4 separate regions of the Homo sapiens genome follow, and regions 2, 3 and 4 are each linked to region 1. A link is a contact called in ENCODE Hi-C or POLR2A ChIA-PET data. All regions are on one chromosome and are shown on one strand. The core of a region is the stretch at or near the end of the contact, and the rest is flanking DNA. Distances in the headings are between cores, read along the strand shown. Region 1 holds the start of PBX4 (PBX homeobox 4). Region 2 overlaps LOC124904656 (a long non-coding RNA gene). Region 3 holds the start of GATAD2A (GATA zinc finger domain containing 2A). Region 4 overlaps GATAD2A (GATA zinc finger domain containing 2A).

Region 1 (4,264 bases), core at 832-3,331:
CATCAGCTCCTCCAGGTTTTAACCTGCACCCCGTGGGTCTCCTTCGAGACCATTTCCTCTTGTCGATCTCCCGTCTCCACCAAGTGGCTTCAAATTTTTGTCTCTGCTGGTCCCTGAAGCTTTCAGTGCCCACCCCTCCAAGTTCTCTGAAGGATACTACTTTGTTGGGGTTGGGGGCAGGTTTTGCTCTCTCACCCAGGCTGGAGTGCAGTGGCACAAACACAGCTCACTGTAGCCTCGACCTCCTGAGCCCAACTTATCCTCCCGCCTCAGCCTCCCAAGTAGCTGGGACCATGACCAGCTAATTTAGCTATTTTTTTAATTTTTATTTTTGTAGAGATGGGGTCTCACTATGTTCCCCAGACTGGTCTTGAACTCCTGGGCTCAAGTAATCTCCCACCTCAGACTCCCAAAGTGTTGGGATCATAGGTGTCAGCCACTGCACCCAGCCTGAAGGCCACTACTGTTCAGGCCTCCTGGGCAGTGCTGTGCTTGTGGGTGACCTTTTGAACAGGCACTGGTCTCCGTGGCTCCCATGCAATCTATTACTTTCTGTCATTGGAGCCAAGTGTCGGTTTCCTTCATCAGAGAGCTTTCCCTATTGTCCAGACACTCGGTCAATGTCTTTCATTTTTCACTCCCTGCCGTCCCCTTTGGAGTCTCCCGACGCTCTCCAATCCAGCCATACCAGATGGTGTTTGAATTTCCTCCCCAGCAGCAATGGAGAGAACGTGGGCCCCACCCTGGAAGGGCTCCCAGCCAGCAGGCTGAGGACCTTTTACTGAGCCCACATCTGGAGACTGTCCTCATAGCAAATAGGCTCCAGGAGGTTCTGTGACTTTGGAGAAGAGATTCATGTCCAGGCCATTACTTTTTTTTTTTTTTTTTTTTTTTGAGACCTGGTCTCCGTCAACCAGGCTGCAGTGCAGTGGTGCAATCATGGCTCACTGCAGCCTCAAATTCCCAGGCCCAAGTGATCCTCCCACTTCAGCCTCTCAAGTCCCAAATAGCTGGGACCACAGGCGTGCACCACCACGGGGTCTCACTATGTTGCCCAAGCTGGTCTCAAACTCCCGTGCTCAAGTGATCCTCCCGCCTCTGCCGCCCAAAGTGCTAGGATTACAGGCATGAGCCACCGCCCAGTTCCTTTTCTTGTGCACTAGGAGCCTTCGATGCTGTGTCCTAAGGACTAGAAACAAAGATGTGAGGATTCGCTCTGATTTGGGGTACACTGCAGGGGAGTCTCTCAGTAAACATCCTTCCTTCATTCGGTAACCACGTGGTAGCATTTTCTATGCCCAGAACTGTAATCTGCGAAGATGAATAAACAAGCGAGGTCACTCTTCAGCTGGACCTTGAAAGGTGACTGGAATTGATTTCTGCAGTGGAGAAAAGCGCTGCGTTCTGACCTCCTCGTTGCCATCAACCACGCACGCCTGCGCCCCGCCTTAGCCAGGTGAACGGGGCGTGGAAAGCTCTAGAGGAAGAGCCAGGGGCCCCAGTGGCCCACCTGATGGGGCTGAGGATGCAGGGAGCATTAGGGGGACTGAGCAGGGGTCTGGGGCTTGGGGCTTCTGGAAATGAATGGGGGCTGTCGATCAAGCTATAAGAGGTGTGGGGTTCTGAGGAGGAGGGGGTGGCTTGGAGGAAGAGTTGGGGTGCTCTGGGGAGTGAGGGTCTCTGAGGACCGAGGGCTTTGAGGAGAAGGGGGCCCTGAGGAGGAGCAGGAACTCTGAGGAGATGCGAGTGGGGCTGAAGGAGGCGTGCACCGCGCGAGATGTGAGGGATGGGGGCCTCTGGCTGGAGCGGAGCCAGCGCTGCCCTCTCTCAAGGGGAAGGAGGGCGCTTATGAGAAGTGCCGTTGCCTCGGCAACCCCAAACCCAGTCCAAGCCCGGAGAGGGGGAAGTTCGGGGCGAGTCCCGGGGGCGGTGCGTGGCGCCGGTTGGCTGACGGAGATGAAGGGGCGTGTCTGTAGGCGGTGCAATACACGGGTTGGCTGGCGATAGCGGCGGTGGGCGTGGCTTAGGCGCGAGCGAGAGCGGGCGCGGCGCTCAGGCAGCGGCGGTTGGCTGCGGCGCCAGTGGTAGTGCTCCAGGCTCGACGGCACCCTCACAGCGCCCGCCCGGCCCTGCCGCTCATGGCCGCCCCGCCGCGCCCCGCGCCATCGCCCCCCGCCCCGCGGCGCCTCGACACGAGCGACGTCCTGCAGCAGATCATGGCCATCACCGACCAGAGCCTGGACGAGGCACAGGCCAGGTGCTGCCCGCGGGCTCGGCAGGGGCCACGCAGGGTCGTGGCAGTGAGGTTGGCGGGCTGAGGGGACGGGGCGTGGAGGCCAGACTGACGAGGGGCGCTTGAGGAGGGCTGGAGGGGGGTCCCGAGGACGAAGGGATGTATGGGGTTCAAACGGAACGGGCTGGATAGGCCTTATGGGGCCGAGCAGTGGCGTGAAGGATTTTCAGCAGCTCATCTTGGGGCGAGAAGGTTGGGTTTAGGGGTTTAGGGAGTAGGGCTGAGAAATGGGCACGTACGGGACTTTTGACGAGTGAATGACTAAATGGGTACGTTAATGGGACTCCTGCGGCTGGAAGTTTTTTTGTTGTTGTTTGACACGGTCTTGCTCTGTCGCCCAGGCTGGAGTGCAGTGGCGTGATCATGGCTCACTGCAGCATCCACCTCCCCGGCTCAGTTGATTCTCCTGCCTCAGCCTCCCGAGTAGCTGGGACCACAGGCGCACGTGCAACCACGCCCGGCTGATTTTTTTGTATATTTTGTAGAGACAGGGGTCTCGCTATAGTTGCTTAAACTCCTGGGTTCAAGCACTCATTCCGTCTCGGCCTCCCTAAGTGCTGGGATTACAGGCGCGAGCCACCGAGCCCGGCCTGTGGGTGGGAAGTTTCCAGGGCAGATGATGGAGAGTGAGTGGCTGGGAATGGGACTCAGGAATGTCTGCAGGAGACTGAAGAACTGAACTGGGGTAACTTGGTGTGGGAACCATCGAGAACTTTTGGGAAAAGGGTTAGTAGAGGAGTGGGTGGAGATGGAAGACCTATTTTCTTTTTAATGAATTCAGCAAATTTTTATTGAATCCTTACAATAACTGGATAGGGAACCGGGTGCTGACATAGTCCCTGCTCTCGAGTACATGATTTAGGGGAGGGAATGTAAATAGCAAAAAATAAGGACTGGGTGGAGTGGCTCACATCTCTAATCACAGCACTTTAGGAGGCTGAGGCAGGAGGATTGCTTGAGCTCAGGAGTTCGAGACCAACCTGGACAATGTAGTAAGACCTCGTCTCTACTAAAAATAAAATTAAAAAATTAGTTAGGTGTGATGATGCAAGCCTGTAGTCCCAGCTACTTAGGAGGCTGAGGCTGCAGTGAGCCGAATCAAGCCATTGCACTCCAGCCTGGGTGACAGAGCTAGACCCTGTCTCAAACAAAAGCAAAAAAGTATAAGCCAGGCATGGTAGCATGGGTAGGTAATCCCAGCTGCCTCCCAGTGGGAGGATCACTTGAGTCCAGCAGTTTGAGACCAGCCTGGGCAACATAGTGAGACCATCCTGTACCAATCTGAGAAAAGAAAAAAATAAAATAAATGGCAATAAAAGCTGTAGGGATAGGGGTTGCATGCTATAGGAAGCCAGGTGGAGAAGAACATCTTTGGAGAGGACAGCACCTTCAGAGGCCCTGAGGTGGGAAAGAGGATGTAAAAAGCGGAGTCTGGCTGGGAAGAGAAAGTTCCTAGCCAGGGAGGGAAAGAGTTGAGTTTAAAGGAAGGCTGGGGCCAGGTGCGGTGGCTCACGCCTGTAATCCCAGCACTTTGGGAGGCCAAGGCAGGTGAATCACGAGGTCAGGAGTTCAATACCAGCCTGGCCAACATGGTGAAACCCAGTCTCTACCAAAAATACAAAAATTAGCTGGGTGTAGTGGTGCACACCTATAATCCCAACTACTTGGGAGGCTGAGGCAGGAGAATCACTGGAACCTGGGAGGCGGAGGCTGCAGTGAGCCGAGATCACACCACTGCACTCCAGCCTGGGCGACAGAGCGAGATTCCGTCTGAACAAAAAATAATAATAATAATAAAGGGAGACTGGAACCCAATTACATGGGGCCTACGAATCTCAGTAAAGAGTTTTGTTTGTTCAGCCAGGCACAGTGGCTGACACCTGTAATCCCTGCACTTTGGGAGGCCAAGGTGGGCAGATCACCTGAGGTCAAGAGTTCGAGACCAGCCTGGCCAACATGGCAAAACCCCAT
Region 2 (4,264 bases), core at 1,281-3,780, 250 kb after region 1:
GCAGGCGCCTGTAATCCCAGCTACTCAGGAGGCTGAGGCAGGAGAATCACTTGAACCTGGGAGGCAGAGGTTGCAGTGAGCCAAGAGTGTGCCATTACACTCCAGCCTGGGCGATAGAGTGAGACTCTGTCTCAAAAACAAGAAAAAAAAAAGAAAAAGTCATTGTCTATTTCCAGAGAGAAACAGACACAGCCAAACCAACAGGTTGGCCTAAATACTCCTGCTGCTTCACCAGAGAAAGTCAGGTAGCACCTGAATTATACAGAGGTGGGGAGCAGAGTATAGCTTTATTAGTGTTGGTTGGCTAGAAAATCTGGAATTAAGTCCAGATGGAGCTCAGGAACTCTTTCAGCCAGGCCTTTTTAGATCTCTAGGTCAAAAACCTAACAGCAAATCTTCTTGTAATTAAGTGGGATTAGACCCTTTTCTGAGGCAAAAGGTATTAGGTAGACACTAGACGCCTGAAGTATAGAAGACTTCTAAGTCAAAACAGTGACTTCCCTAACCAGGAAGGAATGCATTTCTGAACTGGAGGGAGTTCATTTTGGGCACTTGTGGCCACTTTGCATACAGAAGGGAGGAGCCCAACCCAGTGTTAGATGGGAAAAAGATGCCTTATGCTACTCAGGGAAAAGAATTCACCTTGAGATTCTGTAGGATCTGAGCTCTTTTGCATCCCAGACACACAGTTACATCTGAGTGTAACTGAGCCTAAAATACAGGTCAGGGCTTTCATCCACATGCATTTCAAGCCTTTCTCTTGGCTTCTTTTCCCCTCTTTTTGCCTTTTCTTCCTTTCTTTCTGATTTTAGAGACAGGGTCTTGCTCTGTTGCTGAGGCTGGAGTGCAGTGGCATGATCACAGCTCACTGCAGCCTCAACCTCCCCAGCTCAAGCGATCCTCCCACCTCAGCCTCCCGAATACCTGGGACTGCAGGTGCAGGCCACCACGCCTAGCTAATTTTTAAGTTTTTTTGTAGAGATGGGAGTCTTATTATGTTCGCCAGGCTGCCCTTGAACTCCTGGGCCCAAGCAATCCTCTCACCTCGGCTTCCCAAAATGTTGGGATTACAAGCGTGAGCCACCACACTCAGCCAACTTTATTATTATTATTTTTTAAAGAGATGAGGTCTCGGCCAGGCACGGTGGCTCACGCCTGTAATCCCAGCACTTTGGGAGGTCGAGGTGGGCAGATCACGAGATCAGGAGATTGAGACCATCCTGGCTAACATGGTGAAACCCTGTCTCTACTAAAAATACAAAAAATTAGCCGGGCGTGGTGGAGGGCGCCTGTAGTCCCAGCTACTTGGGAGGCTGAGGCAGGAGAAAGGCATGAACCCAGGAGGCGGAGCTTGCAGTGAGCCAAGATGGCACTACTGCACTCCAGCCTGGGCGACAGAGTAAGACTCCGTCTCAAAAAAAAAAAAAAAAAAAAAAAAAAGAGATGAGGTCTCATTATGTTGCTAGTCTCACTTTGAACTCCTGGGCTTCAAGCTAGCCTCCTATATCAGCCTCCCAAGTCACTGGAACTACAGGTGTGTGACTACACCCAGCTGAGCCCTTTTTAAGATCCAGGTCTCAGGCCGGGAGTGGTGGCTCACGCCTGTAATCCCAGCACTTTGGGAGGCCGAGGCAGGCAGATTACGAGGTCAGGAGTTCAAGACCGGCCTGGCCAACATAGCGAAACCCTGTCTCTACTAAAAATACACAAATTAGCTGGGCATGGTGGCGGGCGCCTGTAGTCCCAGCTACTTGGGAGGCTGAAGCAGGAGAATCGCTTGAACCTGGAAGGCGGAGGTTGCAGTGAGCCAAGATCACCCCACTGCACTCCAGCCTGGGCGACGGAGCAAGACTCTATCTCACCAAAAAAAAAAAAAAAAAAATCCAGGTCTCAGTGCCAGGCGCGTTGGTGGCACGCACCCATAGTCCTAACTACTTGGGAGGCTGAGACAGAAGATCACTTGAGGAGTTTTAAGGCTGCAGTGAGCCAAGATTATGCCACTGCACTCCAGCCTGGGTGACAGAGCAAGACCTTGTGTCTAAAAAGCAAGGGGGTGGCCAGGCACGGTGGCTCACGCCTGTAATCCCAGCACTTTGGGAGGCCGAGGCAGGTGGATCATGAGGTCAGGAGTTTGAGACCAGCCTCACCAACATGGTGAAAACCCTGTCTCTACTAAAAATACAAAAATTAGCTGGGGGTGGTGGTGCATGCCTGTAATCCCAGCTGTTTGGGAGGCTGAGGCAGGAGAATCGCTTGAGCCTGGGAGGTGGAGGTTGCAGTGAGCCGAGATCACGCCACTGCACTCTAGCCTGGGCAAAAAGACCAAGACTCCATTTCAAAGAAAAAGAAAAGGAGGCGGAGTGGGGTGGGGCCTCAGCTTGTGGACAGGCATTATGGTCACAGGAGCTACTCTTGTCCTTCCTGAGTTGGGACTGAGCACAGCAGCCCAGCCAGCTGGTAGGAGGGAGTGGCTGATCACTTGGGCCTGGGAGGAGTCAGGAGTTTATTCTGACCGGAAGAGGAAATGACTGTTTCGCAAAGTGCACTGAGCTTTGAGCTTTTTTTACCCCGCTGGTAAAATTATTTGTTTGAACTTCATCAGCTTCCTTTATTCAAGGATGTCATTGAGCATCTAGGGTGGCCACATTTAGCAAGTGAAAATATAGGATGCCCCATTAGATTTGGATTTCAGATCAGTCACGAATGAATACCCTTTTAGTATAAGTGTATCCCAAAGCATCTTCCATGTGCCAGGAGTCAGTCTGGGTTTGGATAATCCACTTAATACACAGACTGGTGCCTTCCAAGGAACTGGTCAAACACGAAGGTCAGAGTCTTTTGTGGCTTGGGAGACACAAACAGGCTGCAAAATCCACTTCAAAATCCACTTCCAGGTCAGGCACAGTAGCTCATGCCTGTAACCCCCCAACAATTTGGGAGGCTGAGGCAGGAGGATCGCTTGAGGCCAGGAGTTTGAGACCAGCCTGGGCAACAAAGCAAGACTCCATCTGTACAAAAAATAATTTAAAAATTGGCTGGACATGGTGGCTTACCCCTGTAATCCCAGCACTTTGGGAGGCTAAGGTAGATGGATCATTTGAGGACAGGAGTTTAAGACCAACCTGACCAACATGGCAAAACTCCATTTCTACTAAAAATATTAATACAAAAATTAGCCAGGCGTGGTGGCATGTGTCTGCAATCCCAGATACTCTGGAGGCTGAGGCAGGAGAATCACTTGAATCTGGGATGGGGAGTTGCAATGAGCAGAGATCACACCACTACACTCCAGCCTGGGTGACAGAGTGAGACTCTGTCTCAAAATTAATTAATTAATTAATTAAAAACTGTCTAAGTGTGGTGGTGTGCATTTGCAGTCCTAACTACTCTGGAGGCTGAGACTGGAGGATCCCTTGAGCCCAGGAAGCCGAGGCTGCAGTAGGCTACAATTGTGCCACTGCACTCCAGCCTGGGTGACAGAGCAAAACCCTTTCTCTAAAAAAAAAGAGTTAAAAATGTTGCTGGGCACGGTGGCTTATGCCTGTAATCCCAGCCTTTTGAGAGGCTGAGGTGGGAGGATCGCTTGAGCCCAGGAGTTTGAGAACTGCCTGGGCAACATAGTGAGACCTCATCGCTACCAAAAAAAAAACAAAAACAAAAAAAACTCTACTTTGGCCCCAAATTATGACCCGTGTGGGTGTCCCCAATTCTAGTTAGATGCCCATGTTGTATTGGTCAAAATGCCATTGCCGGACAGGCATAGTGGCTCACGCCTATAATCCCAGCGTTTTGGGAGGCCAGGGCAGGAGGATCACTTGAAGTCAGGAGTTTGAGTCCAGCCTGGCCAACATGGTGAAACCCTGTCTCTACCAAAAATACAAAAATTAGCCAGGTGTGGTGCTGGGTGCCTGTAGTCCCAGCTACTTGGGAGGCTGAGGCAGGAGAATCACATGAGCGTGGGAGGCGGAGGTTGCAGTGAGCCGAGATCGCACCTGTGTACTCCAGCCTGGGCAACAGTATAACAGCGCGAGACTCCATTTCCAAAAATAATAATAATAATAATAATAATAATACCATTGCCATCTCCTGCATCACAGATGATACAGCAAATGTTACCTGGGAAAGCGAAGCTGGATGTTTAGTTTCTTCGGCAGCCAGACACCAGTCCTGACCCTTTACACAGGAGTTAAGAGAAAGTGTCCTTTTCTGAGGTTAGGGATTGGGGCATGTTCAGCACTTGCTGACCGCAGTGGCTTTGAGTACT
Region 3 (4,264 bases), core at 494-2,993, 210 kb after region 1:
CGGGATTGTTATAGGCACTGAATATGTCTGTGCAGGGGAGCTTAGCACACAGTAGGCACTCAAACCCGAGGGCTAGTATGAGCTATCAGCCCTCCACAGCTTGTGGTCAGGTCTGACAAACTACTGCTTAGCATATGTTAACAAACTGGTGCCAACAAACATTATTTCATGTAATCTAGTTTAAAAGAAAACTTGTAACGACTACCAGAAGAGTTAAGTCAGTCAACAGGACTACAGTCCAAGACTGAGACACCCGCACAGAGGGCTCTCAGTTTCTGTGCTGCCACAGCCAGGAGGTGTCACTGTGTGAATGGGCACACAGAACCAGAGATGTAACCAGCACTATGTACTCCAAGAAAACTGAAAGAAGTAAACTGGTAGGAAGAAAGAAAATTAAAGGCTCAAGTGACTCACTCGGACTTTGATCTAAAGAATCCACAGCTCTTAAGATAAGGATGAACTATACACCTAAAGACGTTAAGTCAGACCTACAAAATTTTGCCCTGTGCAAAATTCTCAGGGCAGAAACACGCACCTAAGGGTTGTCATTCACTTCCTAAGGGAGGGGTCACCATTCATTTCTGGGTCCCAGTGTGCGCACAATCCAAGTGTCCGTCAGGCTCTCAGCCTGGGCCCTGCCCATAAGCCTTTCCTTGTTGAAGTGATCAATTCCGATTCTTGGCAATAATCCCTTTAAAAGGCCAGCTGCTGCTGTCTAGTCACTGATGCCGACCCACTCTAGGTGGGAAAAAAGAAATCAATGGAGCCACCGCCTAGATGGGGAGGCAAATTTAAAGTGTCGGGCCTTGAGAAAGGCCGGAGATCAGAGAGGGGAAAGGGTCCCGCGGCTCCCGGGGGTTAGGCAGGAAGGGCGCGAGCTGGGGGAGGGCCGGCCCTCCAGGCGTGGGCGCGCGGGGACTCTTATTCTGACACGGGATCCGCCGCCGCCGCCGCCGCCGCCGCCGCGGGGTTCAGCGTTGCTGCCCAACCCGCCCCGGACCCCCGCCCCTGAGCGGGACCCCCGCCCCGCGCGCCCACGTGCCGTCTTCCCGCCGCCTCCACCCGTCCCGACCACTCGGAAGAGGCGCCTCGCGGCCCAGCCCTTCCCCCGACCCCGCAGGAAGCGCAGGACGGAAGCGGGGCGACGCCGCGACTTTCCGGGACCCCCGCCCGGCCCCCACGTGCCCGGGCCGCCTCGGGGCAAGGAACTTTCCAGGGCAGCGCAAGAAGACGCTCCCAGAATACAAGGAGTAGAACTCGCTCGCTCTCACTTTTCCACGCTCATGCAGGGGTCCTTCAGAGCCCCCCGAGGCCCCGACCCTGCGCGGCCCGCGCCGCTCCAGTCTCAGCCGTGCGTCCCCAGCCCCCGCCCCCCGCCAAGTTTGGTCCAGAACTTACCGGGCCGCGGGTCGGCCGGGCCCTAGGGCAGCGCGCAGGTTACGGGGGCTGCTGGTCCGGGGTCGCCCGCGGGGCCGGGCGGCGGAGGGGCCGGGGACGCCGGGCCGCGCGCGCTCGTTCCGCCTGTGGGGCCGCCCGGGCCCGCGGCGCTCGCTGCGCCGGTCCGCCCGCCCGCCCGCGCCGCCGGCCAGATAATGCGCCCCTCGGCCGCACACATGGAGCCCGGCGCCGGCGTCACCGCCCGGGACATGCGCACCAGGTCAGCGCGCCCGGCCCGCGGCCCCCAAAACACCGGGGAGCTCTTAAAGGCGACGCCGCCCGCCCGCGCCCGGCTGGGCGGGGCGTGGCGACCGAGGGGCGGGGCCTGACGAGAAGGGAGGAGCTCGTGGGCGGGGTTCCAGGCGTAGAAGGCGGGCCCCTGAGTTGAGGGGGCGGGGCCGGACGGTACCGCCCCGGAAGCACCGCCCCTCTCCGGCGCGCTCCCACGCGACACCTCGTTGGGCGCGCTGGTTTCCCACGCGGGCTCCGGCTGGCTCCCTCCCCGCCGAGTCCCAGCGCCCTCCGCAGGCCGAAGGGTCGTGGCCAACTCACCGGCGGCAAAGCCGGGCGGGCCGCACCCAAGGCTGACTCACGACGCGCTCACTGCTGACCTCGCGCCAGCTGAGCTGGGCGACCTCAAGCAACTCAGGGTTGCCTCTGAAACGCGGGTTAGAATGTCACCCCCGCGGGGTCGTCACGCGGAAGCTCTTCTCTGGGAACTTCGGCCCCGGTGTCTGTGGGGAGGGCGGGGTGTGGATCGGCTGAACGATCACTTCTCCAGTGCAGTGAACAGAATTCTACAAAGAAAGCTCCAGACCCACCCACCTCAAGACACTTGGGGACGACTGCTCTCCCTCTCCAGTTACCTCCCAATCTGCCCTCGTGCCTCAGGGAGAAGGTGAAAACCCCTCAAGAAAGCAAATCTGCACCCCTCCCTCTCCAGTAACAAGGAGGAAACACAGGAGACAGAATGAAAGCCTGAAAGAGAATGGACTTTGGAGATGTTAAACTACATAAAGCGAAATACAATTTCAATAGGGAAAATATCAAGTTCATGGAAAATCTACCACAAGAAGGCTCTCAATACCAAAATCAGGTTCTGAGGAATCCCCAAAACCGCCTCTTTTCATGTTGTTTTAAAACAAACGATTCCTGATGAGACACCTAGACTCCTGAAGAGTGGTGGTGACATGCTTTATCGCATACCCTAATAAATCTATATGTACAACTGAAACAAAAGTTTCACCAAACATAAATTTACCACATGCAACGTACTGTTTTCTTTTTTCTTTTTTTTGGAGACAGAGTCTTGCTCTGTCGCCAGGCTGGAGTGGTGCAGTGGCGCTATCTCGGCTCACTGCAACCTCCACTTCCCAGGTTCACGGATTCCCCTGCCTCAGCCTCCCCAGTAGCTGGGATTACAGGCGCGTTCCATCACACCCGGCAATTTTTTTTTTGTATTTTAGTAGAGACGGGGTTTCACCATCTTGGCCAGGATGGTCTCCATCTCCTGATGTCGTGATCTGTTCGCATCGGCCTCCCAAAATGCTGGGATTACAGGCATAAGCCACTGCACCCAGCCTGTACTGTTATTTCTATTCTACTTCATTTGAAAAGAAAATCAATGTAACGCCCAAGAATAATTGGGTCTCAACCGCAAACCTGAAAAACACTTCATGTAGAACAAATTTTACAAAATTGTTTTTCTAAAAAAAAAAAAAATTGTTTTTCTGCTGTATGTCCCCTTAAACAGAGTTCAAAAAAGCTCCTAATTCTGTGTTGAGTTCTACATACAATTGTCAACTTTTTGTAGTTTATTCCACCCCGCCACCTCACACCTCCCCAAACACACCGCCCTGCCCCCCAAAATCTTCCCACTACTTAATGCAACATCTGGCACAACCTCCCCTAGGCCAAAAGAGAATTCAACCTAAAAATGATACAAAATACAAACTGTTGACTCCCAATCACTTTCCCTGACCCAGTTATGTCACCAATTTGCTTTGCTTTGCTACAAAGAAATTCAAATGTTCAAATTCAGAAACCAAACAAACAAAACAGTCTTATTCTCAAACAGGTGACTCGGTATAGGAATTCAAAGAGCTCCCTGATCCCAAGCGCAAGGTTGGTTTAGGGCAACCATCCAGGTTTTTCACCCTAACATGGTGGCTGTATATTTTAAGAACTGCTTCATGCTACGATCATTAATCAGATGATGTATATTAAAGCAATACAAGCAAACTATTACCTCACTGCTCCTCACCTGGGTCTTGATTAATGTCAATTTAATTAACTACAAACAGAGCAAAGTGTGGTCAGGTGGGAGACCTGACACTTGAGACAGATATACAGATTCCAGAGTTTGAGCCAGCAAGCCCTGTGTGAGTCACCAGGGTGACAACCACCCCTTTTTTTTTTTAAGAGGGAGGCATCAACTGCAACACATTAATGACACACCCCTGTGGAGTGAGGGGTGCACTGGTGACAGGGCCTGCTCCAGAGGGCAGTGCCAACTTCTCAGCCAGGAAAGTCGGACGGGGAGTAGGAGGGGTGCAGGGTATGTAGGTGGGGTGAAATAGCTACAGGGTTTATTTCTGTCTGTCATAGGAAGACAGGGTCAGATGGGTAGATGGTAAGTGACAGTGAATCCAGATCTGCTTGGGGTCCCATAGGCTCAGGTTGGGTGAATGCTGAGGCTGTTTGGATTAAAGATCTTTTAGCCTCAGTGCCCAGTGCTGGACTAAACAGCAAATAGTTCAGCTGGGTGATTATGAAATATGATGCAATCACCTTCAGATGCCATACTAAAGCTGAAGAAACTCTAATT
Region 4 (4,264 bases), core at 895-3,394, 170 kb after region 1:
TCAACCTCCTTCCCGGTTAATGCCAAAATGTCTTCATCCTGACAGAAAAGATAATGATCAAAACCAAACAAAACCTGGCCAGGCACTATGCAGTGGCCCACGCCTGTAATCCCAACACTTTGGAAGACCGAGGAGGGAGGATCGCTTGAGGCCAAGAGTTTGAGATCGGCCTGGGCAACATAGTGAGACTGTCTCTACAAAAAAATAAAAACAAAACAAAATCTTTACATCACCCCATATATGAAAATTAACTCAAAATGGATGAAAGACCCAAGTATTAGGAGCTAAATCCATAAAACTCTTAGAAGAAAAAACACAGGAGAAAAATGTCATGACTTGGTGTTTGGCAAACAGTCTTACATATAAGCACAATATCAAAAAAAGAAAAAAGATAATTTGGACTGCATCAAAATTAAAATCTTTTGTGCAAAGGGCATTATAGAATAAAAAAAAAAACACCCATAGAATGGGAAAAAATTATAGCAAATCATACACCTGATAAGGGTCTAGTGTCCAGAACATATGAAGGATCCTTACAACTCAGCAACAAAAAGACAAGCAACCCAATTAAAAAACAGCCAAAAGACTTGAACAGACATTTCTCCAAAGAAGAGAGACGAATCACCAATGAGCATGTGAAAAAGACTCTGTCTCAGTGTCATTAGTCATGAGGGAAATGCAAATCAAAACCACCATGAGAAACCGCTTCACACCCACTAGGATGGCTACAATCAAAAAAGCCAATTAAGTATTGGTAAGGATGTAGAGAAATTGGGACCCTCATACACTGCATAGTGCAAAGTAAAATGGTAAGAGTGACATGGAAAACGGTGGAAAGTAAAACGGTAGAGTGACGTGGAAAACAGTGGAAAGTAAAACAGTAGAGTGATGTGGAAAACGGTCTGCCAGTTCCTCAAAAAGTTAAACGCAGAGTTCCCACATGAGCCTGGGCAGGGCCTCCAGCCCACGGCATCACCATGCTCCCGAGTGTCCTGCAAGTCCACTTGTAGGTATATCCAAGAGAGCTGAATATAGGTATTCAAAAAAAAATGTGCAGGTGAATGTTAAAAGCAACATTATCCACAATAGCCAAAAAGCAGAAAACAACCCAAATGTCCATCAATGGATGAATGGATAAACAAAATGTGGTCCATCTAGACAATGGAATATTATTTGGCCATAAAAAGGAATGAAACTCTGACACAATGTGACTGAACTTTGAAAACATCATGCTAAGTGAAAAAAAGTCAGACAAAAAGGCCACATATTGCATGATCCCATTTATATGAAATGCCAGAAGAGGCAAACCCAGAGACAGAAAGTAGAATAAGTGGCTGCTGGGAGGGTGGAGAGCAGAGTCAAGGAAAAGGCAGTGACTGCTAATGGGGACAAGGTTTCTTTTGGGGTGGGGGTGATGAAAATGTTCTAGAATTACAGGTGATGGTTGCACAATACTGTGAATGGGTTAAATGCCACTAAACAACACACTTTAAAAACGTTAAAACTGGTGAATATTCTACCATGTGAATTTTACATGCTTTTTTAAAGAGGTGAGAAAAGAAAACAAAAACAAAAATACTAATTCCAATAGCCATGAACCCCTCTAGAGCTACTAAAATACTAACAGGCAAAAGCAGGTTTGCTGTGACCCCAACAGCACAGAACTGGGTCCTTCAGTAAACATGCTCCTTTTATACAACAAGACCCCAAACAACCACACTGCCATCAGCCATCAGCCATCAGGGTAGGCAGCCTCTATGTCACCACCAACCACGAGTCCTACAGGACAACTGCAGGAGGCTGCAGCAAGCCCACTGTACACATGGGAACTCAGAACCATCTCCCAGCTAAAGATCCAATGCCTGGGAGTATGAGAATGTGGGACACATAAGGGAGAATTCACCAAGGAGGAGCCAAGGCAGAAAGAGGAAGTGGCCTCAGAGGGCTGGAATCACAAGAGTTACTACCAGCAGAGCCCCACCTCAGCCAGGCCTTATCACAGGCCCTACACTGCCTAAAATCCAAATAAAACAAAACTGCCATGGTGGCTTTTTTTTTTTTTTTTTTAAGGGACGAGGTCTCACTCTGTTGTCCAGGCTGGAGTGCAGAGCCACAATCATGACTCACTGCAGCCTCAACCTCCAGGGCTCAAGCAATCCTCCCACCTCAACTTCCTGAGTAGCTGGGACTAAAGGCACGCACCACCACACCTGGCTAATTTTTGTACTTTTTGTAGAGACGAGGTCTCGCCATGTTGCCTAGGGTGGTCTCAAATTCCTGGGCCCAAGAGATCCACATGCCTTGGCCTCCCAAAGTGCTGGGACCAACAGGCATCATACACGGTGGTTTTACACTAACACACTATTGGGGAAGTGCCACAGGCCTCAACGTCACAAGGTGTTTCACTCATTTATTTGTCCAAATACCTGCTTAAGTTTCTACTTAGGGATCAGGGACACCCTTGGGGTGCCAACAACGATAGGCCTCCTACTGGGAGCTGCCTCAGGAGCCCCAAGGAGAACACTGGAGTGGGGGGCACAGCAGGCACAGCACATACCGGAGAGAGGCAGGGTTGAAGTCCCTCACACACTGTTCGCTGGGTCCCTAGATCACAACTCTAAGCACTACTGTTCACGAAACAAGTCATGTGCAAGTCCAGCTAACCACCTACTTTATCCACTCGTGATGGGCTACGACTGCTGTGGATGGGCAATACCAATGGGGAGGGGAGAATGGTTTTCATCATAGAGTCAGGGTACTGGAGTGGTAGTCAGATGTGCCCCAGGTACTGAGCAGGGAGGCGACAGGAAGGAGGCCCAGAAGCTCATGCCCTTAGCTGTCCAGTCAAAGCCAGAAAGCCTGATTCACCCACAAGGGCCTCAGCTTCCTCACCTGTAAAATGGGAACAGCACCCACTTTATTGCTAACACTTCCTGAGGGCTCCACGAAGAGTAGCTGTGAGTGTTGTAATTACAGAAAATAAGAGTGTGTAAGAGAGGCTGTCTGGTGGGCTGACAGGCCACGGTCCCCTCTGGCAATTCCAGTCTCTGCTCATGGTTTTCTGCTTGAATTTAAACTACTCCCAAGTGGTCTCCTAAACTACCCCCAAGTGGCCTCTACCTCAGCTTTTATAAATGGCCATTTCCCCTCTTCTAGATGATCCAGTCACGAAGCTCCCTGAGAAAAGACCTGGGCCAAACCCAATTTTCACACTTTTCTTTAAGGAAAATTTCAAATCCACCCACAGAGTAGATAATGGTGTGATTAACTGCAGGTGCTTACCACCCAGGTCCACGGCCATCGGGGACCACCCTCGTGTCCTCCACATGCCGCTCCTTTCTCCTTCTCTCTCCCACTAGCTTCCACGAAGCAAATCCTATGAAACATGCATTTGTGCTAAAGGGGTCAGTATTTATCTCTACAGAACAAGCATGACCACAACACTATGATCCCACCTTTGATAATTTCACAATCTTCCGTCTTTGTTGGAGTCATATCTGGCTGGAATCCACAGGTCCCCTTACTGACACAATCGTATGCTCAAAGAGTTAGGATGCTTGCCCTGTTTCCCATTGTTGGTTTTGCAAATGGCGTCCCTGTGGCGTAAGTGCACATACCCCCAATTTCTCATGAACTAGACCTTGAGGCTTGGTGAGTGCGTGTCCCTGTGGAAGCACAGGACACTCTCCTTGGGGGCTAGCAGCTAGGGAGAATCACTGTCTGGACCTTACAGTCTGGAACCCCTCAATTCACTAGGTGACTGCAATAAACTTAAAATTCTGTCATTTCATATTAATTTGCTAAAACACATCAATAGCTGTGCTGCCCATTAGCCACATGTGGCTATTTAAATAGACAAAATTAAACTCCGTGTCCTCAGTCATGCTATGTTAAACGGCACGCAGGGCAGACGGTGTAGAGCATCCCTGTCACCCTAGGCAGTTCTGCGGGCCAGCACTGCCATGCGAGGGAACCTTGCCCTCGCCCACACTCTCGTTCCTGGAGTGTGCAGCCCACAGAGAAGATGCAGGAAAAATGCCTGTTGCTTTCCCTCTACCCATTTTTAAATGGGTAGCTAGCTCTCTAACTCCTACCAAAGGGGACCAGTGAGCTTCTTCCTTGTCCTTTAAGCACCAATAAGAAACTGTGGGTTTTTTTTTTTTTTTTTCAGCTTGGGGGGTCCTGCTACATTGCTCAGGCTAGACTCCAACTCCTGAGCTCAGGCAATCCTATGGCCTTGGCCTCCGGAACAGCTAGGATGGCA

Evidence for each region. Hi-C counts contacts between places; a loop is a spot of excess contacts on that map. ChIA-PET counts read pairs that join two places held with the same protein, here RNA polymerase II (POLR2A). Pooled maps may share reads with other maps.
Region 2: a pooled map shows a loop between it and region 1 (2.9-fold over the local background). The contact joins the enhancer-like site here to the promoter of PBX4 in region 1. A Hi-C loop is called at or near these places in 1 of 37 single-sample maps with no recorded cell type and 11 of 50 pooled maps. POLR2A ChIA-PET finds 5 or more read pairs at or near these places in 3 of 52 experiments (H1, MCF 10A and WTC11).
Region 3: a loop to region 1 is called in a pooled map, with 5 times the contacts of the local background. The contact joins the promoter of GATAD2A here to the promoter of PBX4 in region 1. A Hi-C loop is called at or near these places in 1 of 168 maps with a recorded cell type or tissue (naive thymus-derived CD4-positive, alpha-beta T cell) and 8 of 50 pooled maps. POLR2A ChIA-PET finds 5 or more read pairs at or near these places in 6 of 52 experiments (H1, Panc1, T-cell and 2 more).
Region 4: a pooled map shows a loop between it and region 1 (3-fold over the local background). The contact joins the enhancer-like site here to the promoter of PBX4 in region 1. A Hi-C loop is called at or near these places in 2 of 50 pooled maps. POLR2A ChIA-PET finds 5 or more read pairs at or near these places in 4 of 52 experiments (Caco-2, GM12878, activated B cell and 1 more).

Annotation. Positions count from the first base shown.
Region 1 is chr19:19,616,504-19,620,767 of GRCh38, reverse strand. It overlaps PBX4 (PBX homeobox 4), which reads left to right and starts at 2,081. Exons shown (of 8, transcript NM_025245.3): 1 at 2,081-2,257. The coding sequence starts at 2,139. RefSeq lists a silencer at 2,090-2,299.
Region 2 is chr19:19,371,442-19,375,705 of GRCh38, reverse strand. The region is part of intron 1 of LOC124904656 (a long non-coding RNA gene); the gene reads left to right. Among named protein-coding and RNA genes, the nearest start is that of GATAD2A, 32 kb to the left of the region's middle. RefSeq lists an enhancer at 3,643-4,264. Within about 2 kb of position 2,530, at least 29 of the 41 ENCODE cell types and tissues checked have a DNase peak (open chromatin) inside an H3K27ac peak, as active enhancers do.
Region 3 is chr19:19,403,154-19,407,417 of GRCh38, reverse strand. It overlaps GATAD2A (GATA zinc finger domain containing 2A), which reads right to left and starts at 1,743. Exons shown (of 12, transcript NM_001384528.1): 1 at 1,399-1,743. RefSeq lists silencers at 872-951, 1,512-2,061 and enhancers at 772-1,678, 2,182-2,241, 1,679-2,587.
Region 4 is chr19:19,442,676-19,446,939 of GRCh38, reverse strand. The region is part of intron 1 of GATAD2A (GATA zinc finger domain containing 2A); the gene reads right to left. Among named protein-coding and RNA genes, the nearest start is that of MIR640, 9.7 kb to the right of the region's middle. RefSeq lists an enhancer at 820-939. Within about 2 kb of position 2,144, at least 10 of the 41 ENCODE cell types and tissues checked have a DNase peak (open chromatin) inside an H3K27ac peak, as active enhancers do.